3 separate regions of the Mus musculus genome follow, and all the other regions are linked to region 3. A link is a loop called in an ENCODE intact Hi-C map of the cell type or tissue named here. Cell type or tissue: left cerebral cortex. All regions are shown on one strand.

Evidence for each region. Hi-C counts contacts between places; a loop is a spot of excess contacts. Peaks named below come from ENCODE experiments on the same cell type or tissue, not always from the same donor. Only the 100,000 strongest peaks of a DNase experiment are listed, where the experiment ranks them.
Region 1: it touches region 3 in a loop (2.5-fold over the local background); 13 of 42 quality-filtered maps call a loop at or near these places.
Region 2: it touches region 3 in a loop (3-fold over the local background); 23 of 42 quality-filtered maps call a loop at or near these places.

Annotation. Positions count from the first base shown.
Region 1 is chr2:26,296,747-26,304,746 of GRCm38, forward strand. Gm35807 (a long non-coding RNA gene) reads left to right here. Exons shown (of 3, transcript XR_374168.4): 2 at 2,183-3,363; 3 at 5,028-5,298. It also overlaps a transcript of Ccdc187 not described here. Among named protein-coding and RNA genes, the nearest start is that of Gm35807, 6.0 kb to the left of the region's middle. In left cerebral cortex, CTCF peaks have their summits at 1,933 and 4,236 (motif pointing right); DNase peaks (open chromatin) are centred at 222, 1,803, 2,324, 2,725 and 2 more places; H3K27ac peaks cover 3,922 bases.
Region 2 is chr2:26,322,264-26,330,263 of GRCm38, forward strand. It overlaps Gpsm1 (G-protein signalling modulator 1 (AGS3-like, C. elegans)), which reads left to right. Exons shown (of 14, transcript NM_153410.5): 2 at 151-372; 3 at 1,245-1,380; 4 at 1,626-1,768; 5 at 2,150-2,273; 6 at 2,535-2,650; 7 at 3,074-3,229; 8 at 3,951-4,059; 9 at 5,029-5,152. Among named protein-coding and RNA genes, the nearest start is that of Gm52505, 6.9 kb to the left of the region's middle. In left cerebral cortex, CTCF peaks have their summits at 2,808 (motif pointing right) and 3,681 (motif pointing right); DNase peaks (open chromatin) are centred at 2,830, 3,726 and 7,337; H3K27ac peaks cover 1,378 bases.
Region 3 is chr2:26,558,097-26,566,096 of GRCm38, forward strand. No RefSeq gene overlaps it. Among named protein-coding and RNA genes, the nearest start is that of Gm36171, 6.9 kb to the left of the region's middle. In left cerebral cortex, a CTCF peak has its summit at 3,751 (motif pointing left); a DNase peak (open chromatin) is centred at 3,736.

The sequences.
Region 1 (8,000 bases), 260 kb before region 3:
CATGACTTGTCTGGAAAAAAAAAAGCCACACCATAAACAAAACAGATTAGCCAGAGCCAGTACGTGGCTGTCGCTCTGAACTGAGTTATTACAACAAAAGCCCTGTGAGCAGAAAAATAATACCCAGGATGCAAAGCAGCAGCAGCAGCCTGCAGACTGGCTCCCACACACCCTGTCTGCTGCCACCATCCTTCAGGCTGGGAGTTCCTATCCTTCTGTGTGTCCCATGCTACCCCACAGGCTTGGCACTCTGCCCTTCCTAGTCTCTTTCAGCGTTGGCATACAATGGCTCAGTGAAGATGGCTGCTACATCCTTCTCACAGTCCAGGCTCACCAGAGGCCTCAGCTGCACCTCATAAACCTCTGCTGATACCCAGACCACGGCAGGATAAAACCTGCAGACTGCCCACCCTGCCCTAGGACTGCCACAGCAGCTGGCATGACAGAACTCTGTACTGTGTGTCTGCCACAGGGTAGTTAGGAGCAAGGCTTCATGGCCTCTGGGCAGACCATAGCCCAGGAAAAAGAGCACACATGCCCCATTCAGGCCAGGCCTGCACTTAACTGCCAGCAGCATCTCAGCCAACCTGGAAGCTCACTACAAGGCTCTGGAGGTCTGAGCCCCTCAGCACCCTGCTCCTGGGCTCCTGACACTTACCAACCTACCATCCTCTCTGTCTCCACAGGTATAAAGCAGCAGCTTAGCTCTAGAGGCCACACAGGCCCCCACTCACCCTGCCTCCTCCTTCACCTCTCTCGGGAGGGTACCTCCCCTCTACCATCCTACTGTGTGACCAGGGGTCCCACACTGATACCACACTGGCTGTACCTGCCAGCTTCCCTCTGCCATCCTCAAAGGGCAGGACTCCTCAGGGACGTGCACAGCCTTGCTAGCAGCTAGCTCTGGCCACGTCCCTTTCATAGCATTCACAGAGACCCCTGAAAGGCTGGGGACTATCTTAGCCACTGATGGCTCTGACCTTGACAGCTCTATAATGCCCACTGACCAGAGGAACCAAGTCACATGTCTAAGGTCCTGGCAGGGTCATATCCAGAATACCAAATCCTCTCTACAATTCACCATACCCCTGCAGCCAGCAGCAGCAGCAGCAGCAGCCACCTGAGGGTCCTTGGGACCGTGCAGAATTTCACCTAAGGGACAGCTTGTTATCAGGAAAAGGATAGGAGGAAAATCCAGCAGAATAGTCACATGCCGTCTGTCCAGCAGAAAGAGGTCTCTGGTCAGTGGCCTCAGGCAAGTTCATTTAGAGTCCTGGGCCTTAGTCTGCTCCTTAGTAGAGTGGGCAGAGTCTTAGCAGGGCTCCTGGGAGGTCAGCATTGCATAGATTACAAGGTGCTCACCTAGCTGGGCTTAGAATTTTTGCCTGTCTGTCTGTCTGTCTGTCTGTCTGTCTGTCTATGCATGCCAGAACCCAGACCACTGTCCAGTTCTTCTATGGACCACCTAGGTACAGCTATGAGTGACAGTTACCCCGCAGCATAGCCAATAGGCACCTCCCCTCAGCCCCATGCAGGCTTCAGCCAACGGCATATGCTATATTTAGGCTGCAGTCTGGGTGGGCAGTGGCAGCGTGGGGAGGGGCTTCCTTCTGAAGCCTGCAATGATTCTAATTAGCCCCATTGTTTATTTCTCACCCCCTCCTCCCTGGAAAAGCAAATCCCAGAGCAGGCTAGGGCAGTCAGCAAAGCGTGAGGGGAGCAGGGCACCACACCCATCACAGTAGCATGGTATCGCAGTGTATTCCACAGCAACAGTGACTCAGGTCTGGCGTCCTCACGTTGGCATGGCACCCAACCGCCAACAAGACCGCCCAGACTGCAGCCTGATCAGCATCCCCAGCTGCCACAGCCCTGCCCTGAACACACCATAATACTGACAGCCAGGAAAAGGAGCAGAGTCTCTGGCTTCTAACAAAAGCATCCTGGTCTCCCCGGACCAAAGCAGGTCAGAGCTGGGAATAACCAGCAGATGGCAGGTACACCCTGATACAAAGCACCAATCTCTTCCATGACACACAATATACACACCATACACATAGCACACAGAAACACACACACACACACACACACACACACACACACACACACACCTGCTACGCAGGTCCAGCCAGCTCTGTGGCTACAGGTTTTGATTTGGTTGCCCATCTTTCTATCCCCACAGCCGATTCCAACTGTCTGCTCTCCAGGGAAGCTAACTGATGCCTCAGGCTGATCTGAGCCCCAGGAAACAATGGCCTCACAGAGGTGGCAGATGCAAGCATGCCCAACACAATAGAAGCGATTTGGGAAGGATGGTACCATGCAGGGAGGCAGATGCATATGCTGAAAGGATGGAGATGAAACAGAGATGTGGATCGGACAAATGCCTGTCTTCTCCTCAGAGGAGGTGGCAGGAAATGCAGGCACAGATGCAAGGAGTGCCCCTCCAGCCCACTCCTACAGTTCAGTTCCTGCAAAGCTCCTCCCTCTGCTAAGAACCAAAAACTGTGACACAACAACCCAATAAACCTTGGGAGACACTGTCCTTGCCCCACTAAGGTCCCCAGCAGGACCAGGGACCCATGCTGTCAGAGTGAAGGCAACAAGAAGAAACCCCCATTACTAGTGCAAGCCTCAACAGGGCCTGCCAGCCCTTTCTATTGTCCCTCAGCGCCACCTTCCATAGCCAACAACAGCAATCCCTGCTGAATAGGCTCTGGTAGTCCGGTTTCTGTGGACAACGGTTCTTAATAGGCCACCACCTGGGGCATTCAGACCCTTGCCAGCATACCACTAAGCTCTGGCTCCTTGCCGAAAGCCATGAGAGAACCTCTGTCACCATAGCCATAAAAGGAAGAGCAGAGATCCACCTCCGTACAACCTCCTGGAACCTGAAGCCCTCAGAGCTCTGCTCCTAGGGGCTTGCAATATGCCAGCTCCTGGCCAGGGAACATCCATCCGAAAGGAGCCCGTGGGCACCCCTCTCTGAAGGGTTCAGAACGGGGATCTGATAAGCACCAGCTCTGGGGTTCCACAGCTGTCTTAGCCCTTAACACAGACACCCCCTCCAGGGGCAAGAGGCATTCCAGCGGGACTATTAGCCAAGTGGCAGTGCCTACAGCCCTCCAACGGACACCAAAATCTAGTGCAGGGGACTCCTAACAGTGGGCCCTGAGGCCAGTGATGGGCAACCTGCAGGACGGAGGACAAGATGGCTCCAACTCCAACAAAGCTAAGAAGCCTAACTCTTCTCCTGTCCACCTCTCCAGTGCCACCCTCTCCCTTACCATGCTGCTGAATCTTGCCCCTTCCCCTAAAGAATTGCAGGAGACTGGGCAAGGATCTGGTGCCACCCTCTCCCAGGTACTCACTCACTGGAAGGGCAGCTGGGAAGGGCAAGCGCCTGGGAGCAGGAGTGTGGGTGGGTATCTGAGAACCCAGGGCTGGAGTCAGTGAGGGAGGCAGACTTGTGCAAGGGTTGCCAGAGAAACCTGGCTCCTCCCCCCAATCCCTGCTTAGCACCTGGGAGGCTGAGTGCCAGGGGCCTTATCTGTGCAGCTGCCCCATGTGGGCTTATAGGCAGCTGCCCCATGTGGGCTTATAGGCAGAGTACAGCAGGGTAAACCTGGCCCCTGAAGGTGAGGAAAGACTGAGAGGTTGAACTAAGCAAGGAAGGGTTTGTGCACACCACTGAGGCACCTCCACCCTCTCTGCTCCCCTGGTCCAGAGCTCTCCCCAGGTCCTGGCGCTGACTCAGCTCATGGTTGCTTCATGCTGCCTGCTGCAGGCATACTCCTAGCTCTTGACTCCGCAGCAGCAGCCCGGCCACTTGAAAGCCTGCAGGATCCCAGAATGCCAACAGGCAGCTTCTGAAACACGGACTCAGGCAGAAGAGCCAAGCCCTGGAGAGAAGCCAGGGAACTTTTTATGTGGGTAAACAGTTAGATATGGCACAAGGTCCCTCTGGTAATACCAAATTCAAAGCCTGCAGAGCCGCTATTGTAGCTGGAGTGGGTGTCCTTGGGACAGTGACAGGAGGCTGTTGGAATAGCAGGATGCTGGGCTCAGGCCCTGCCCAAACCCTGCCACTTTAAGTCGCACATGCTGTGACACTTGACCTTTCCACTGGGGTGCTAATGTGCAAGACTACGCTGTTAGTCTGATTTCCTTTCCCTGTTCCTTGGACACCAGACAGCAGCCTGGTGAAGGTTCTCTCCACCTGCAACTTCCAGTGACGCCAGCAGGTGGTGCCCTCTCCCCAAACTGTTTGTGGAGTTCTCCAATTGCAGATGCCACCAAAGGACACAGAGCACCCCTCCCACCCAAAAAGCACTTCAGAAAAAAAAAATTTTTTTTTTAATCAGGAAATTCCTCAGCTGGGAGCAGGGTGGTGGTGGCCATAATCCCAGCACTTGGGAGAGAGAGGCAGGTGGATCTCTGGGTTCGAGGCAGTTCCAGGACAGCCAGGGCTACACAGAGAAATCCTGTCTCAAAAAGAAAGAAAAAGAGAGAGAGAGAGAGAGAGAGAGAGAGAGAGAGAGAGAGAGAGAGAGAGAGAGAGAGAGAGAGAGAGGAAAGAAAAGGAAAGAAAAGGAAAGGAAAGGAAAGGAAAGGAAAGGAAAGGAAAGGAAAGGAACTAAGAAAAAAAGAAAGAAATTCCCTTAGGTATTCAAGAAAATATGGTTTGGGGCAAAGATTGGAAGATAGCCTTGCTCCTGGGATGCACAGGGCACTCCTTGTCCCTTAGTAGAACCACGGCAGTGAGGCAGGTAGGGACTCGTCCCTGGGCCCTTGGGTAGAGAACTCAATGCTGTCCTAGGCATAGCCCCTCCGTCTGCCGCAAGACCACACTCAAGGTGGCTCCTGCCCTAGGCAGGCAATCCTGGGAGGGTGGCTTCTGTAGTCTGGAGTTCTGGGGACCTGCAAAGGGTCAGCCCAGTCATCATCTATATTCTCAGTGGGGGCCAAGACTTGGATGCATCTGACCCAAGGCTAAGCACAGAGGCTGAGCTGGAGGTTTTTTACAGCAATTTGACACACGGGCCCAGGGTAACCCCTGGGAAAAGAAAGTCCTGGGTCTAAAAGAAATCAAAGTGAGCAAATCATGGGAGCAGCAAGTCAGCAAGCAGCAAGCCAGCAAACAGAACTTCCATGGCCTCTGCACCAGCCCAGCAAGCAGACTTTCCACAGCCTCTGCACCAGCTCCTGCCTCCAGGTTCCCACCCAGTTTGAGTTCCTGCCTTGGCTTCCTTTAAAGGACTGTGATTCAGGATATTCGAGCCAAATAAACCCTTCTCTCCCCAAGTTGCTTTTGGTCATGGTGTTTCATCACAGCAATAGAAACCCCAACTAAGACAAAGGTCAATCTGTGAGGTACCGAAATTCCTGAGAGAGACCCTGGGTCATACCCCACCAGCAGCAACATCCTCACCCTGTGTCACTGAGGCTCATCTGCAGTGCGGCCTTGGCTCCGGCCTCACTTCCCGAAAGTGATGGCCTTTATACCATGCAAGTGACAAAATGTTCTCTAGAGTGGAAAGATGAAACACATATGTCCCATGTCAGACCAAAGTACGGCCATCACCAAAGTCCAGCTTAGGGAACAACGGGTTTTATTCGTTGTTATTTACATGAGGGGTTATTTATAGGAGCAGAAATGACTCAAAGACAGCTGTATCACCAAGGCCCACCGCACCACTCGTGACTGCTCACAAAGCTGGGAAGCCTTAGAGTCTGCAGGCAGCTCAACAGGTTGGAAAGTGACTCAGTTTACACCTCTTCCAAGCAGCTGCACGGGCCTCAAGTCTTTACAGCTTGGGTCCTCTAAGAGGGCTTCTTAGCTTTTGTTGCTTTCTCTAGCAGGAAGAGGGCCTAGTGAATCTGGTTAGTTTCAGGGACTTCCTGAAGCTATTTTGAGTTGTTTGCCTTCATGTTTAAGGTGATTCCTACAGGATGGAATGTTTCAATCTAGGAGGAAACTGTTGTACAACATGCCAGCTTTGCAACTGGGTTGCTGAATACTTGAGTACAATGCTGGAGTTGTCCAATGGGTGTTTCCATGTCACAGGCATTGGACAGGTAAGGAGTGAGACCATACAGATCTTTGCCAAAGTCAGAGGGCTTCAAGTTCAAAAGAAAAACAAGAGGGGTTTTTTAAGATTTATTTTTTGTTTATGCGTATGAAATTTTTACATCCATACATGTATGTAAACCACATGTCTGCCTGTTGGATCCCTTAAAACTGGAGTTATGAATGAATGGTTGTGAGTCATTATGTGAGTATCGGGAATAGAACTCAGAACCTCTGCTAGAGCAACAGTGCTTCTAACCAACTGAGCCATGTGTCCAGCCCCACAAAAGTTATTTCTTTTCATTGACAGGTAATATGACCAAATTAGTTGGTCTCCCAAGTTTTAAAAGAACTCCCCATCGTATGGCTCTGGAGACTCTAGCCAGACTCTCCCACTCTGGTTCCTGGCAGTTTCTTCTTGGCCTAGCCACCTGTCTCTGCTGTTTTGTCTCTGATTGGCAGCTCTGGGAACATGGCTGTCCCTGTGGGGAATAAGAAGCCAGGCTGGAGCAGGCATGAACCTGACTCTCTACACAACAGTCAATACCTTCTTCTCCTAAGCAGAAAGAGTCAAGAGGCTCTAGGCATCTTCTCTGATGATGCTTTGATTCCAGGGCAGTTCATGTGCTTATATGACTTTAAGGCTTCAACAGATCAAAGAAAGATCCCAGAAAGTCCAGTTTGGAAACAAATGAATTTACTGAGCTTAATTTTAGAAGTGGGAGTAACTTGTGAGCAGGTGTACCTCCAAGGAGGCCCATCTTGAGTTATCCTAACCTACAAGACCACGTGCGGCCTCAGAGGGAGGGAGTGGTAGCCTGAGTCTGAGGTGAAGGCCTTGTGGCCCTCCTCTGTCCTGATCACCATAGACCTACTAACTAACTATACTGTTTAGTTCATTTCTATGACCGGATCAAAGTCTCCTATGGGTCACAGCATTACTGTTTTACATGATGATTGTCATTGAGCGTCAAGGAAACAGCCATGTCCAGCACCCACCCAGTTACCCATTTCCATAATGGTTGTCCTTAACTGTCTTCCCCAAGTCTGCTTTTGCTCTCCCATCCCTACACTCACCTGCTCTAAGCCAGAAGGGACAAATTCCAAAGTCCTCAGGGTGTTGGGCTCACAGGGCTTCCAATACTACAGAATCTTCTGATTTGTTCCACACTGAATTGTAGTCCTCTACCCCAGACATAGCACCTCCAGATCTTATTATCCTACTTGTCCTGGAAGTCCCCATACTTCCCAGAAAGCGCCTGCTACTCCCTTTTCCCCTTCTCTTCTTTCTAGTTGGCCTCTTTAGGATTAGTGGAACATATTCTGCTAGTGGCTTCCTTCATGAGAACAGAAACTCTTCTGAGGTCTTTGTCCCATTCTCCATTAGAGCATTAGAGAAGTTAGTTTGGCTAGGTATAGAATTCTGAGAAGTGAAGGCATCTTATGTGGTCTTCCAGCACCTAGGATGTTTTTGAGAAGTCTAAAGCATATATAGATCCAAAGTCCAGGAAAGCTGGACTTTGTGGTACACACTTGTAATCCCAGCCCTTGGGAGACAAAGCAAGAAGATTGCTGCAATCTCAAGGCCATGTCTGATCTGCATAGTAGGTTCTAGCCCACAATGTAAGACCCTGTCTCAAAAAAAGGGTTGGGGGAAGCCTGTGTAAAATTTATAGAGGTCACATGGATGGCAATCATCAGGACCTTAGCATTTCTAACAAGTGTGTACATTCAATGGTGAAGATGAGAGGACCCTAACATAACAGAGGAAATACTTTTCTGCCAAAAGCCATGTTGTAAATGTCATACCTAAGGGCAGGGACCAAAAGATCTAACCATGAAGTCATGAAGATGGCTAATCCCTCCCTGGGCATCCTTGGCAGTTGGCTTACTCATAGTGTAAGTACTCATGGTTGCTCTTTGAGGTAGG
Region 2 (8,000 bases), 240 kb before region 3:
TGTTGGGTCCAGGATCTGCTCTGAGCATGAACTCCCAGCTGCCATATCTGTGAACAAAGCTGTGACGGGGCACAGCTGCTGAGGGACATCGTCTCATTGCAACCATAGAGTGTGCCAAGGGGTGGACCATGGTATTCCTTCTCTGCCTAGGATGGAGGCCTCCTGTCTAGAGCTGGCCCTGGAAGGGGAGCGGCTGTGCAAGGCGGGGGACTTCAAGGCAGGTGTGGCTTTCTTCGAGGCTGCTGTGCAGGTGGGCACTGAGGACCTGAAGACACTGAGTGCCATCTACAGCCAGCTGGGCAATGCCTACTTCTACCTGAAGGAGTATGCCCGGGCCCTGCAGTTCCACAAACATGACTTGCTGCTGGCACGGTAAGTACTGGTGGATTGTGGCCTGATGGCATTGTCCTGGTCCCCTGTGTGTGGAGTCCCCTGCCCTTGGGGGAGGTTGGATGCAACAGGTGTATCTGTGCCTGGAGAGCCCAACAGGAGGGCCTGACCTAGGACGGGGAATCTGTGAATCCCTTAGAGGTCAGCATTCAAGTTAAAATATATGTATGTGCATGGATATGTGTGTGCTGTCTGCATGTGTATATGTATGCAAGTGTATGTGTATGTTTGCCTGCGTATATGTGTGTGTGCCTGTGTGTGTGTATGAACATGTGTCTATCTCTGAGTTATCTCTGGCTTGGTGTGACTCTTTCTTCCTGAGATTGTATCTCTACCACCCATAGCTATTCCTTTTCTGTGGTCTTGGGTTCCAGTTACTCTTGTCATCTTCTCTGTAGGGTATGGTCTTACTCCAGGGGAACCCTCTGTTCTCCCTGTGAACTCTGACCCCTTGGAGGTTTATGGTCTCCCTTCTGCACATTTCCCACCGTTTCCTAGGTTCTATCTTGATGCCTCCAGTCCTGTCTAGCCTTTGACTCTTGGTTCCTACTGTTTCCTGCAGGGCCTCCCTCTCACTCCACATTTAACCCAGCTTCTACAGATGCCTCAGAGCCATCCTGACTGCATAGACAGGGCGCAGAATTCCCCCAGCTCTGGCATGCTGGCGACCCCCCACCAGCAATCCTCCCCACTTCTCTGTCCTCAGCACGCAGTACGGACCTGACGCAGCTGCTGGATCACCAATGCATGTGTAGAGCTAACTTTTCACTGTCTGTCTTTCCCCTCTGAGGCTTCTTGCTCATCTCAGGGCCCAACTAGACCCAACTGACTCCTCACTCCTTCCTGCCCTCCAGGACCATTGGTGACCGCATGGGGGAGGCCAAGGCTAGTGGGAACCTGGGCAACACACTCAAGGTCCTAGGCCGATTCGATGAGGCAATCGTCTGCTGCCAACGACACTTGGACATTGCCCAGGAGCAGGGGGACAAGGTAAGTGGTCGGACCCTTGGGTCCTCTACCCTTTCCATCCCTGCTGGGGCTCTTACCCTCAAACGTTATTAGGCCCAGCCACCTCTGCCACCCAGCTGGCAGAGGAGAGAGAGGGAGAGGGTAGAACTGGATCTGCCCTTCCTCGGGACTCAGCAGGCCATGGGACTAGAACACAGCTCCTGCAATCACACCTTGGTGTGAGTTCCCGGGGGGCTGTCGAGCCTCTACCTCACTGCTGCCCACAGGTTGGGGAGGCGAGAGCACTCTACAACATTGGAAATGTGTACCACGCCAAGGGCAAACAGCTTTCCTGGAATGCTGCACAGGACCCCGGGCACCTGCCACCTGATGTCCGCGAGACACTGCACAGGGCCTCTGAGTTTTATGAGTGAGTGAGTGTGGTGGGCTGGCACCACAGGGTGAGGGCTGATGGGGCTAGGCTTATCTGAATGCCCCTGCGTTCCATAAATACTTCTTGAGCCAGTGTGTGCCTGGTAAGGGGCTGGGCAGGATTCCCAGACACAAAACACCCTCACATATAGATAGCCCTACTGCTCTGTGGGCACTTCTCCTCACACACACCTCTTATGCATGGTAGGCTTTGACCAATCTTCCAGCCCCAAGGCTCCAGTGTCATTTGAGGCAAGGATCCCATTCCCTCCACATGCTCCTGGGAGAGCCACTCAGTACTGTCCAGCTTCAGGAGGAAGCTATGTAGCCACTTCCTGGTGCTAGGAAGGACATAGCTCTCAAAGATTTGGCCCCCTAGGAGGAACCTGTCTTTGGTGAAGGAACTAGGCGACCGGGCGGCCCAGGGCAGGGCCTATGGCAACCTGGGTAACACCCACTACCTACTGGGAAACTTCACGGAGGCCACAACCTTCCACAAAGAGGTGAGTGAGCTGGGCCTGGGTACCGGGGCGGGGATGCTGCAGTAGGAAGGCTTCAGGTTCCCCTCACAGTCCTCAACGGCATGGGGCTGGAACATCACTGAGCCCCTTGCTCCTGTTGTATTTCGTCCTGTGGTCCTAGTCTACTCCCCTGGACACTTAGACATTAAGCTAGCACCTTGGGTGGAGAGGCATCCCTCCCTGACTGTGTTCCTAGGGGTTGCAGGGCTATGTGATGACCTCGGGGTTTGGATCTATCTGCAGCGCCTGGCCATCGCCAAGGAGTTTGGGGACAAGGCAGCTGAGCGGAGGGCCTACAGCAACCTGGGCAATGCTCACATCTTCTTGGGGCGCTTTGATGTGGCTGCTGAACATTACAAGTGAGCAGGGAAGACAGTCCTGGGGTATACTGAGCACCATGCTACAGAGATGCCACTCCCATGGTGCAGTCCCAGGAGCCAAAAAGGCTGATGCATGAAGCTCCTGGGTGTCCCTGACCTGTGTCACAGTTCTTAGTCAGCTGCTTCCTGGGTAGAGGGGTGGCCACTAGATGGAGCAGGTACTTCATGCTCATCTCAGTTCTGAGATACAGACACTGAATCCCTGTAAATATCATCTGCTCAGAGCTGTTAGTGATATTAGCCAGTGTCACAATTAGCTAACTCCTTAGCCAACGGGAACCCATGCACCCACACGCATCTGGTGCTGTGAGTTGAGTGCAGTGGCCATTTCAAGATGAACATTCCTGATGTAGAAGAGACATTGCCACTCCCCTCAGGGACTGACTCTCCCATTCTGCACAGGAAGACGCTGCAGCTGTCTCGGCAGCTCCGGGACCAGGCAGTGGAGGCTCAGGCTTGCTACAGCCTGGGCAACACCTACACACTGCTACAGGACTACGAGCGTGCTGCTGAGTACCACCTGCGGCACCTAGTCATTGCCCAGGAGCTGGCTGATAGGTTTGTGAAAACAAGGTCTTGGCTGGGCCTGGCTTACAGTGACAGCCTGGGTTTGAGTGCACGCTCCCCTGCGGGCCACAGCATGCATGCTGGGAGCGACCTCCCACATAGGCCCTCAGCCAATCCCTCAGTGGGAAACAGTGTAAGCAAATAGGTAGGTCCAAGGCTTGTAGGGGCCCGTGACTTCCCAGCTCTGGAATAGCCTTCTGTGCAGATCTGGATGTAGCAGGGTTTCAGAGCCACAGACCTGGGGGCAGCTATAACAGGAGGTATCCTCGAAGAGCTGCCCTGTCCCCAGGGCTTCTGTGGGAGGGACAGATAATGGAAGTGTCCTGGAACTAGGTAGAGATAGTGGGAATAGCGACAGAAACAGCGAACTATCCCTGAATGCATGGTTCACTTTGGACCTGGGTAAGGGAGCATGGAGCAGGCTACAGGGAGGCACTTGCTGGCCACTAGGGGGCGAACCAGGCCTTGCGCAACAGTATACAAGTGCTGGGCTCTGCAGGCCCAACTGGCCCCAGGGTAAGCTGGTAACACGCTTAGGTTTATCTCCCTCAAGGGGGTGGACCAGTGAGCACTGTGGCCAGGGCCAACGAGCTCCTTTGGCTGAGGAAACCCTGTGCTGATGGTACATTGTGTACCAGGGTTGTGGGAGGATCGGGGACTTGGGGCAGTAGGCAGACCTGGGAGGCAGGTGTGATTGTCTAACTTTCCACAGGGTGGGAGAGGGCCGAGCATGCTGGAGCCTGGGGAACGCCTATGTGTCCATGGGGAGCCCTGCACAGGCCTTGACCTTTGCCAAGAAACATCTGCAGATCTCCCAGGAGGTGAGCCGGGCCTACTCCCCTAGGTCTCTACTGGTGCCTCGGCAGCACATTGTCTCCTTTCGTGTGCTTGTTCCCAACCACCCTTTCTGAACACTGGATCCCTAAGAGGACAGTTCCCACTTGTGTGTACCAGGGCCAGTGGGTCAATGGGGGGAGCAAGGATCTGTTTTCCACTTAGAATGCTGGTGTCCCCTGTGTGGATTCCATTCTCCAATCCCTAGGGAACTGGGCCGTGTAAGGTATCGGGGATGCTGGGAGTAACCTCTTGGAGGTGGACCAGGGAGACAGGTTCTATTGCCCAGGAATACCCTGTGATACCTCTCTAGGAAGCTGAGTGGTCCCTTCTCTATGTTCAGTCCCCTCCTACTGCGGACAGTGCAGGGACATCCGAGAGAAACCTAGTCCTCCTAACTAAGGGTGGATCTCAAGCCCCTACAGCATCAAAAGGAACTTCTCACAAGAACAGGATGGTCCAGAGCAGAGGAGACTCTGTCTGAAGACTCCTTCGCATGGTGTTAGCCTCACTTCCCCATGAGTGCAAACAGAGGTCTCCAAAAACTTCTGAGCTTCATGGTTCCCTGTGTTCTTCATGTTGGGTTTGTACTCAAGAGGATCCCCTGATGGAGCCTCAGTATTGGAACCTGAGGCTTGTGGGCCCTAGGAGAAGACAGTTCCCTATGGTTGAGACAGGCTCACTCCACGAGAAGGCCAAGCTGACCACTCACAGGAGGTTTCCCAAGACCCTAAGCATTCTGGGATGGACTAGAGGCTGTCCAGAACACCTAGGAATACACTCAGAGTCAAGTTCTGGTAGAGAAGGACTGGCTCGCTCAGAAAGCCAAGGGTCTGAGGTCAGCCCAGGCTGTCCAGCAGGCCAAGGATGGTGTGCAAGAGCCCTGTCACTAACACTCAGAGATCACAGTCCCAAGTCTGACCTGCCGCCTGTCTCCCCACCCCTGCTTGCTTCAGATTGGAGACCGAAACGGAGAACTGACAGCCCGCATGAATATTGCCCACCTGCAGCTGGCCCTGGGCCGGCTGACTAGCCCAGCAGCAGCGGAGAAGCCAGATCTGGCTGGCTATGAGGCACAAGGTGAGCAGTGGTTCGGGGGCTGAAATGTGCTTCCTCATGTCTCTAGTCTCAGCATGAGGTACAGTAGTCAGGGCAGCTCTGAACAGGGATGTAGCAAGAGAAACTCGGGGGTGGGGGAGACAGTTCAGGACACAGAGTAGGTCTCCCAGAAAGGAAGCCATTAACAGCTACTGAGTAAGAGAAGAGGCTATACCCGATCTGGGCACCTACTCGTCCTTGATTTGGGTCCAGGAGAGACCACACCACTCACTGCCCAGGAAGGCTCATAGTGGGAGTAGAGAGTCAGGCGGACACAGAACTGCATTGCAGTGTGATGTGAGGAGAGCCAGGGTGTCCAGAGTTCTGGGGCACAGATGGACTCCACTGGGGCATACCAGGGATCAGGGGTATTTTAGTTATTGTTCTATTGCTGTGAAGAGACACCATGACCAAGGCAACTCTTACGAAAAAAGCATTTAATTGGGAGCTTAGTAACAGTTTCAGTGGTTTGGCCTGTAATCATTACGGTGGGGAGTGTGGTGACAGGCAAGCAGGCATGGTACTGGGAAAGCACCTAAGAGTGCACATCTGATCCAAAAGTTACAGGAAGGAGGCGGGGGAAAGGGCTTGGCATGGGCTTTTGAAACCTCACTCTCAGTGCCACACCTCCTCCAACAAGGCCACACCTCCTCCAACAAGGCCACACCTCCTCCAACAAGACCACGCCTCTTTTTTTTTCTTCCACATTTTGTGTTCATTTTAATGATAAAAAGGGGCACAGGAGAAAAAAAACCTGATATTTCACTTCTATTACATAACAAACTAACCAAACTGGACATGGGGGATGAATTATAAAACATCATTTTACGTATTTTTCTATGACTATTCTTTAATTAGACTTGTGTATTTCAAATAAGGTTGAGGTATAGTATACTGGCAAAAATATAAGAGGCAAATAAGAATAGTGCCAAAGAGCTGGGCAGTGGTGGCACATGCCTTAATCCCAGCACTTGGGAGGCAGAGGCAGGGGGATTTCTGAGTTCGAGGCCAGCCTGGTCTACAGAGTGAGTTCCAGGACAGCCAGGGTTACACAGAGAAACCCTGTCTCGAAAAACCAAAAAAAAAAAAAAAAAAAAAAAAAAAAAGAATAGTGCCAAAGTAACAGGTACCCAAAATCGAAATCCATGTCAGAAAACATCATCTAGTAACCAATTATGGGATCAGAGCAGCAGGAGGAAGGTACTTCTATGTCATCATCATTTGAGTGGTATTTGTCAGCTTCACCATGGTAACTTTGTAGCATCATTCTCCATTTGTGAAGTAGTAAAATTCCTGTCAAAAAAGGAAGGGAGGGCAGGGAGCCAGTCAGTTCATTCCAATAAATTACCTCGCCAGTTCTTATAAACATGCCTGTCAGCACAAAATTAGGAACTAATATAGAAGACTGGAAGAGACTTGGTTTAAGTTATGAAGCAAATAAAATGAAACAAACAAACAAACAAGAAAATAGAACCAACAGGGTTGAAAAAGCCCCTCACTGAAAAATCCGTATTAAAAAAATAGAGTTAATAAAATAAAAATAGAAACAAAACTCTGCTAGTACAAACTAGCCTGAGTGGTTTGATTGACAGAGTGATTGGGTCAACTGTCATTGTACTTCATAAATGGGTTTTCCTCACTCATGTTAAGTGGCACATGGATGGAAGCAAGCTCTGTAAAGGACAAGGACTGCATTTTCATACAACCCAAATAGTTAACTGTAAGTCCTATAAAAAATAGTTTACTTTGATAACTGACTGAAATATGTGAGAACTCCATGTATCCAACCACATGGTTGTTTGCTGTATAGTCCTGTGCAAATATAAAAAAATTTTTTTTTTTTGCTATAAGAAAATTCCACTCTCTGGGATTCAGCCATTTCTATGAGGATCATTCTTGTTCAAACCACCACAAAAGGCAACGGAAAGGTTGCCAGAATGATAGGTAGTAGCCTGGACCACCAATGGCAGAGGGCTGGTGGGTCCCTGAGAGAGCAAGACTCTTTGGTCTCCTAGAGCCCCTCCCTCCCATGATCCTAGTGGTACCACAGGGCAAGAAGACAAGAAAGGGCTTCTTCCTAAGCAGCCAGCAGCCAGAGTACCCGGCATCGTCATACTCTGTGGGCGGGGCCGCTGGGAGCCTGGAGGGAGCCAGTCAGGGACTGCCTAGAGTACTAATCAGGCAAAGGCACTTGAGTGACCTCATTCAGACTGCTGACTGTCCCTGTGCGGGTCAGACACGTGGTGAATAAAAGGACAGAATATTCCCCACAGAGCAAATATATTAATACGTACAAAGGAGGACTGCGTGGATGCAGGGTGTCCCACAGAGTTGGTTTCTTGGGGCCCATAAGGCCTTAAGAGGGAGGCGAAACCTCACGAGGGAGCCAGCTGCTCCCTGCCTATTGAGTTTGCCAGGAATGGAGCCCCAGCTCCTCATGAATGTTTTTTCCAGGAGCACCCACTGACTCCAGCCTCTCAGGCCATTCAGAAGGGATACTTGCTACCATGAGAGCCACTGGTTCCTTGAGCCTGGAATTTCTCAGTATGACCTGGCCTGGAAAATAAGGGTGGGGACAGAGGAGAGGAGCAAAGGCTTCTAGGACCCTCAGCTACCCCATGTGGCAAGAGCTACAGTGACTAATGGATGGGATAGGGTTGCGCAGTGTGAGCCTCTGGCTGCCAGGTTCCCATGGTAGATAGCGCTGTACAGAGCTCCTAGAACAGCCCTCAGCCCATGTACCCTGAGCAGGGCTGGCTGGCTTCTGGAAAGATTCCCACAGAGGCAGCCAGCTCCTTATCCTGACTCTTCCTCTAAGCTAAGCAAAAGG
Region 3 (8,000 bases):
TCTCCTTTAGGACCTCAGTAGGGCACTCAGACCTGTGGGTGTCACGGCCATGTATCCCTGGCCCTATTCCCAGTCCAGCAGGATGTCCATCCTAGAGAAGGGTAGTCAGGCTGAGATGAGAGAGCCCTGGGGCTGGTGAATGTGGTACACAAGTCATCTTCCCTTTCCACCATAGAAAGTCAAACTAGCCCCCTTGTGTCCAGGGACCCGTGGCGACGTTGTTGTGTTCGGGTTCCCCTGGATATGGACGTTGCCACCGCCTCCCACAAGAATTGTCCTCTTTTCTCAAATAAAGTGATTTAACCTAAAAAAAAAGTCAAACTAGTGCAGGGAATCCCAGCCTCAGGAGGCAGAGGCAGGCAGATTTTGTAAGTTCAAGGCCAGCCTGATCTACAGAATGAGTTTCGGGAAAGCCAACGGTTTACAGAGAAACCCTGTCTAAAAAACCAAAAACTAAAACCAACTAACTAACCAAACTAAACCAAAACCAAAAAAACCAACAAAGCTTTTGTCCTATCTACTGGGAAAATGAAGACCATTCCAGCATCAGACTATCGACATTCCAGAAAGTGTCGACATCACTCTGGTGATGCACAGTGACTGAAGGGCCCCAGAGGAACCCTCAGGAGGCGATTTAATCACATCAATGTAAGGCTGAGTCTCCTTGGAAAGAAAAAGAAGAGGCTCTGGATTGACAAATATTGGGATAACAGAAAAAAAACTGCTACTGTCCGAACTATCTGCAGTCATGTTGAGAACATGAATAAGGGTGTAACGCTGGGCTTCCATTGCAAGAGGACTTCTGTGGACGCTCACTTCCCCACCGATGCCCTTAATCAGGAGAATGGGTCTTTGGCTGAAACCTGAAATTTCCTGGGTGAAAAAGTACAACTGCAGGGCCTGGATGAAGGGTGCTGCTTGTTCTTTTTTTTAAACCCAGAAGGATGAATCAATCCTTGAAGGAAATGGTATTGAACTTGTTTCAAATTCAGCAGCTTTGAATCAGCAAATCATAACAGTTAAAAAAAAGGGCATCAGAAAGTGCTTGCATAGCATCTATGTCTGAAGAGGGAACAGAACAGCAGGCTGACGAGTGAGGCTATGTTACCCAGCTCCAGAAGCAAGATCCTGATTACAAGTGTGATTCGGGGTGTCCTTTGGCACAATAAATGACTTGTATTAAAAGAAGAAAGGAAGAAAGAAAGGAAGGAAGAAAGGAAGGGAGGGAGGGAGGGAGGGAGGAAGGAAGGAAGGAAGGAAGGAAGGAAGGAAGGAAGGAAGAAAAAAGACAGAAAGAGAAAAGAAAGCCAAACTAGCAAAAGCAACTCTATTAATACTATAAGTAAAACATTTTCTTACCTCCAAAGGTTACTTTTCTACCTTGTTTTAAAAGAAATTAAGATAATTCATGTGACGCTATAAGAGGGAGCCCACCCCTGATATTGTTAATGATTTTTGGCTATAGTTGCAGACAGAGCCTAGCATAACTGTCATCAGAGAGGTTTCACCCAGAAACTGATGGAAACAGATGCAGAGACCCACAGTCAAACATTAGGTAGAGCTCAGGGAATCATGTGGAAGAGGGAGAGGAAGGATTGTGGGAGCCAGGAGGGTCAAGGGCACCACAAGAAAACCCACAGAATCAACTAACATGAGCCCATAGGGGCTCACAGAGACTGAACCAAGGAGCCTGCATGGGACTGACCTAGGCCCTCTGCAAATATGTAACAGTTGTGTATCTTGGTGTTCATGTGCTCCTAACAGTGGGAGCAGGGCTGTCTTTGAGACCCTTTCCCCCTACTGGGCTACCTCATCTGACCTCTTAGGAGAGAATGCTCCTAGTCTTACTGCGACTTGATACACCAGGGCTGTTTGATAACCATGGGAGGAGGAGGAGATGAGGGAGTGGGGAGGCCTGAAAGGAGAGGACAGAGGGACATTTCAGTAGGAGTGTAAATTTAATTAATTAATTAATACGATAATTCATGTGCTTTGCATGTTTGTTGGGTCATGTGACCTAGGTCTGGCTAGGCATGTTGAATGTCGGAGATCAGAGAGATCCATCAGGATATAAGGGCAAGAGGTTGAGGGTAAGCGGAGTAACAGAGAACAGAGAGGCCCAGGGTCCTTTGTGAGTCTAAGCCCAGGGTCTGGGCTGAACCTCAGAGCTGGTCAGACTGGATGAGAAGGGCTGGGGACAGTGAGGAACTGAGCCACCTGGGGCTGCTTGCCCAGCAACCAAGGTCAGCTTCAAGTCACCTCTCCACTTCACTTGTGAATAACAGCTCTTCCCATCCCGAGGGAGCCTGTGGCCACCAGACACCTGCTTTCTCCCTGTTCCCACAGTTCTTGCCTTCCCTCCACAGTCTGTCTTGGTACCTTATTGGGGCTCGCCAGACTCCATTGGCTTCTAAAGGCTCTCGGGGACACTGAGGCATGCCACCCAGGCTACAGTCCCAGGGCTATAGACCTGCTTTCAGTACTGTGAATGCCAGGTGTGCAGCTGGAAGCCTGCAGCCAGACACCCTGAAGTTAGGTTAGTATCCTGAAACCTAGACACCACAGATCTCTGGACAAAGCCTGTAGGCTGCCCTCCCCAGCCTTTGTACCCGAGTGCAGAGTACAGAGCCCTAAAGGGCCTTCAAGTGCTGTGAGGGTGGACACTGCACCGTGCCTCTACTTAACAGAGCTCCGTGTGCAGGCTCAGGTGTGACCTGCCTCTTGTAGGGACCCTGGAGACTGAGGTCCTCACTGGATACTGCACCCACCCACTGCCCGTCCTGTACCCTGGTTTCTCTGACAACCCAGTTACCTGTTGCTGGGGGTCAGACGTGTCTGTTGCCAGGGCCAGGGATGGAGCTGAGCAGAGGCAGTAAGGCAGAACAGGGATGTCCCAGCCCACTCTTCTGGACACACAAAGGCCTGCTGACCATCCATATGCTGCTGCTTTGATTTGTTGGGGCGGGGGCTGGAATTGGCTGACATGCTCCAACCTATCGACCTTGGCACAATGGAGCACCCTGCAGGCAGGCTTGCGTATCCTTGTGCCCCATTACCTTCTCAGAGCCCCTTCAACTGGGCTACAAGCATCCCAGCTGCTGCAAGCCAAAGGAGTTATTACTCAGCACTCATGCTTTGCTGGCTGAACAAGAGGTGTTCGGTGAGGGGCTAACGAGGGGATGTCAGGGAATGGAAACTGAGAGCAGCATCAGCCCCAGAGGATGAAGCATGGCTTCCTGCTGGCCTCAGGAGCTCCAACACAAATGCCTTGTCTTCATCTGTGTCTGCCTTGCCAAAGTCCTCTCCAGTCCACAGTAGCACTAGTATGGACCCACCTGTGGTCCTGTGCTGACTTCCAGTCAGGACCGTCAAGTTCCTCGTCTCTGAGAATGGGGAGCTCCCATCTGAGGGGAGGTTGCAGAGGAGGCCTGGACTAAGAGTGGGGAACCCTCCTTGCCTCTTTTAGGAGAGCTTCCTCCTTCTCCTCCCCTCAAACTTGTCTTTACCCCTCCCCCACAAACCTTCCTAGTCTTCAAGCAGCTGGTATCCCTTGGTAGGCCATGAGGATACTGAAGGGTTTTCGGAGGCCTGGATATTGATGGCCATTGGGTCTAGGGTGGGAGAGAAGCTGAGGAAGGTACAGGGTCCAGACAAACTGTGGGTACCTGGAAGAGTGGGATCACACATACCTATGTACACAGGCTACATCCATGACCGTTTCTAAAGCCACATTGTCCCCTTGTGGTCACCTTGTGGTTCTGCATCATCTGGGATTCCTCCCAGACCAGAAGTGAAATAAATACGAGGTGCTCAGAGCAGGCTGGCAAGAACTCTGGCCACTTGGGGTTTACAGGGACGGAGGAAGGGAAGGAGCTGGGGAGCCCCTTGCTCTAAACACTGTGGTTTGAACTCAGAGCCTGTGTTTTTGACCTGGAAACCTACACTTCCCTCATCCACCCCAGGGTTGGAAGGAGAGGACTCAGGACCTCTCCAGAGAAGCAGGGCCAGGGCCAACAGGGGTAGGTAGGGACCTGCTCCTCCCCACGATCCAGGCCGGTGGGGAAGGAATGGCAGGGCTGCCACCTCCAAGGACTGCAGACGAGGAGATTGCATACCAATAAAGCAGAAAGAAAACAAGTAGATAGAACTGAGATTAGAATGGACCAAGAGGGAGCTGGGGAGGGGAGGACCGGAGTTTACATCCCAGAACCAGCATGGCAGCTCACAGCTGCCTGTGACTCCAGTTCCAGGGACCCAGCACCTCTCATACAGACAGACATGCAGGCAAAACACCAATGCATATAGAAATGAACGAGTTTTTAAAAAATAAATAAATAAATAAATAAATAAATAAATAAATAAATAAATAAAATGGACTAACAAGCAAGTCAATGTAACACAGTTAAATCTGGACAGACTTGTAAAAAGATAGCTCTCAGAATAAACCAAGGAAGAGACATACTCCACCAAAGTCAGGCTCCAAAGATGGAGCGTTGGCTCACACTCAACAAGCACCAGGAAAGCAGTGTTTCAGTCAGGAGCCACTTTGGGGTCAGCACTCGGGAGGAAAGGGCGAGAGGAGAGCCCATGGTTAGCCCAGGGGCATCATGAGATGGGGAGAGAAAGTGGAAACAGGGAAAATAATGTGTTAGAGTTCTGAAATACCTGATGATCAAAAATTTGGCAACTCAGATGACATAAAAATTCCTCGAAGGACAAAAGTCACTAACACAAGAAGAAAAGCAACAGAAAAATCCTGCACCTACGAAAGTTCAATTTATAATCAAACTTGGTACACTGCCTGCCTGGCACGCATGAAGCACTAGGTTTGATTCCCAGTGCCACATAACACAAAACCAAAACCAAAACAAGCAGAGGACAGGGTGAGATGGCTCAGGCTAAAGGTGCTTGCCACCAAGATCTAGGATCTATGTCTAACACAGTGGGAAGGATCCTGTTCCATCCCTGAGACCCACAGGTTCTCAGGAAAATTAGAACTGACTCCCAGAAGTTGTCCTCTGACCTCCATATGAGCATGATCTCACACACGCGCATGTGCGCACACACAGGAACACACACACAATACATACTCACACACATGCACACACTCACATGCACATACACACACATACACCCACACTCACACATACACACACTCACACACACACTCACATGATAAATTTGATTGCAGTACTGCAGTCCCAGTGCCAGGCGAGTGGGAAGAGCAACTGTGGGACCAGCCTGGGCTACAAGAAAGTATGCCAAAAAAGGTGGTCACAGGACAGTCAGGCTGAAAAGAGGCTTCATTGGTTAAGAGTGTGCACTACTCTTGGAGAAGACCCAGGAGATCTGAGGTCCCCTCAAGCAACTACACTCATCGACACATACCCCCATACAGCTTAAAATAAAAGTAAACCTTACCCCTAGCCCCTCACCACCTTCCGCAGGAAGGAGAACCAGCCCTGAGGTCATGAGAGTGGGTGAGGTGCCCTTCTCCCTCACCTCTGTAACAGTTGGGAGATCAGGCCCTTCACCTCTGGCTCTGGTGGAGGGGGTTTAGGAGAGCTGGCCTGGAGGGCAAGTGTGTAGGTGACCTGGTTTCACCAAACACTGGTACGAGGAGTCTTGAGTAAGGGTGGGTGTGGGTGTCTCCCCCCACCCCATCTCTCACCATCTGCAGTATCTGAAAGAGCTGACCCTGGGGTCCTGAGAGCAGGAGAGCTAGACCTGCTCCCTCATTGGCTATAGCAGTTTGGAGAGCAGGCCCTGCACCTTGCTTGGGAAATATAGTGGAGCTGGCCTTGGTGGCCATGGCAAGGGTGTGGGAGCAGGAGAGCAGGAGCAGCAGCCCCTCCCAGGCTGCAGCACTTGGGAAAGTAGACCCTGCACCTTGACTGGGCAGCACAGTGGAGCTGACTCTGGAGATGCGGATGCAAGTGAACTGGCCTGAGGACACGAGGCCAGAAGAGCTGATCTGGCCTCCTGCATGTGGTGGCATTGGGTGACCTAGCCAGAGCAGTGCTGGAAAGCTCACTCTGGTGGTGTGGATAAGGGAGAGCTGATGAGCTGAACAACTCAACTGCCACCCAAGCCCAGATCCAGAGCTCTGGATTGGCTCTCCCCCAAATCTACATCAGCTGCAAACGATTGATTGGGACTGTGAAGGACCAGTCCTGCTGCTATTCCAAAGGTGCGGATCTTCTCTCCGGGACACAGGGCAACGACAGGATTACTAGGAGGAGTCCCCATGAGGATCCATTATTGATGGTGTCACAGAAGCCAGAGATACTGAACCAGACCGAGGACTCATTGCAATGACCATTTGCTAGTGAAGATGCGTGGACAGAGGGTGTGGTACACACTGTGTGTGACACACTACAGCTTCCATGGTGAGATGTTTCTATGGTTTATTTGTTGTTGCTTACTTGCTTGTGTGTTTTATTGGGTGGGGAAGTTGTAAGGGCTAAGGGTAGATATCAGGGAATGGGGAGATGAGCAGGACTGGGATACATAACGTGAAACTCAAAAAGAAATCAATAAAAAGCTTTTAAAAAATCTTAAAGTGGTTTGGTGGCACACATCTTTAATCCCAGCCCTTGGGAAACAGAGGCTGGTGGATATTTGTGAGTCTGAGGCCAGCCTGGTCTACAGAGCGAGTTCAGAGCACCCAGATCCTGTCTTAAAGAGAGAGAGAGAGAGGGAGAGAGAGAGAGAGAATGAATCAGGCAGTAGTGGTTCATGAGTTTAATAAATCCCAGCACTCAGGAGGCAGAGGCAGGAGGATCTCTGTGACTTCAAGGCCAGCCTGGTCTACAGAGTGAGTTCTATGACAGTCTATCTACACAGAGAAACCTTGTCTCAAAAAGCAAAAACAAAACAAACAAACAACTACAACAACAAAAACCCAGATGGCGAACGCCATGCAGGAAATGCTGCAGTGGGCAAGTGAGTTCTCTGGAGATGGTCTGTTCGTAAAACTGTAGAGATATAGCCAGACACTGGTGGCACACGCCTTTAATCCCAGCACTCTGGAGGCAGAGACAGGTGGATCTCTGAGTTGGAGGCCAGCCTGGAGCTAGTTCCAGCTTAGCCAGGGATACACAGAAAAAACCCTTCCTTCCTTTCTTTCTTTCTTTCTTTCTTTCTTTCTTTCTTTTTTTTTTTTTTTTTTTTTTTTTTTTTTTTTTTTTTTTTTTTTTTTTTTTGAGACAGGGTTTCTCTGTGTAGCTCTGGCTGTCCTGGAACTCACTTTGTAGTCCAGGCCGGCCTCGGAAAAAACCCTTTCTTGAAAACAACCAAACCAACCAATCAACCAACCAAAAAAAAAAAAAAAAAAACCCTATGAAATTTCTGTATTAACACCAATAAAGCACTGGAAATTAAACATTTATACGAGCTAAGGAAGTGGTTTAACACATAAGGGCATTTGTTCTGCAGACATAAAGAGGACCCGAGTTCAAATCCCCAGCACAAACATGAAATGTGGACATGGCTACAGATAGCACATGTGGATACAGATAGCTTGATTTATGTGGATACAGATAGTCTGAGATATGTGGATATAGATAGCTTGAAATATGTGGACCAGTGAACTTGATGGTCAGGCAACCTAACAGAAGTGAAGAGTGTCTGATTCAGTGAAAGCATGTCTCAAAGGCACATGACAGAGAATGATGGCCTGCTCTGGCCTCTACTTGTGAATGCATGAGTAAATACATTTGCACACTAATATGCGTGCATTCCCTCCCCACTGCTATATAAAAAATAAATTAAAACAAAATTGTTAATGAAACACTTACAATGACATCCAAACCAAAACCCAGAAATGGTTGGATGTCTGTTAACTGGCTGCAAATCAGTATCTTGGGGGGGTCACTACCATAATTAGTATATAGTAAAGGAGACCGTGCTATATCCAACCCAGTGGGTGCCAGGAGTACCCCATTAATATAATTATTCCTATAAGGGAGTGGTTGACCCTGGACCTAGCACTCAAGTGG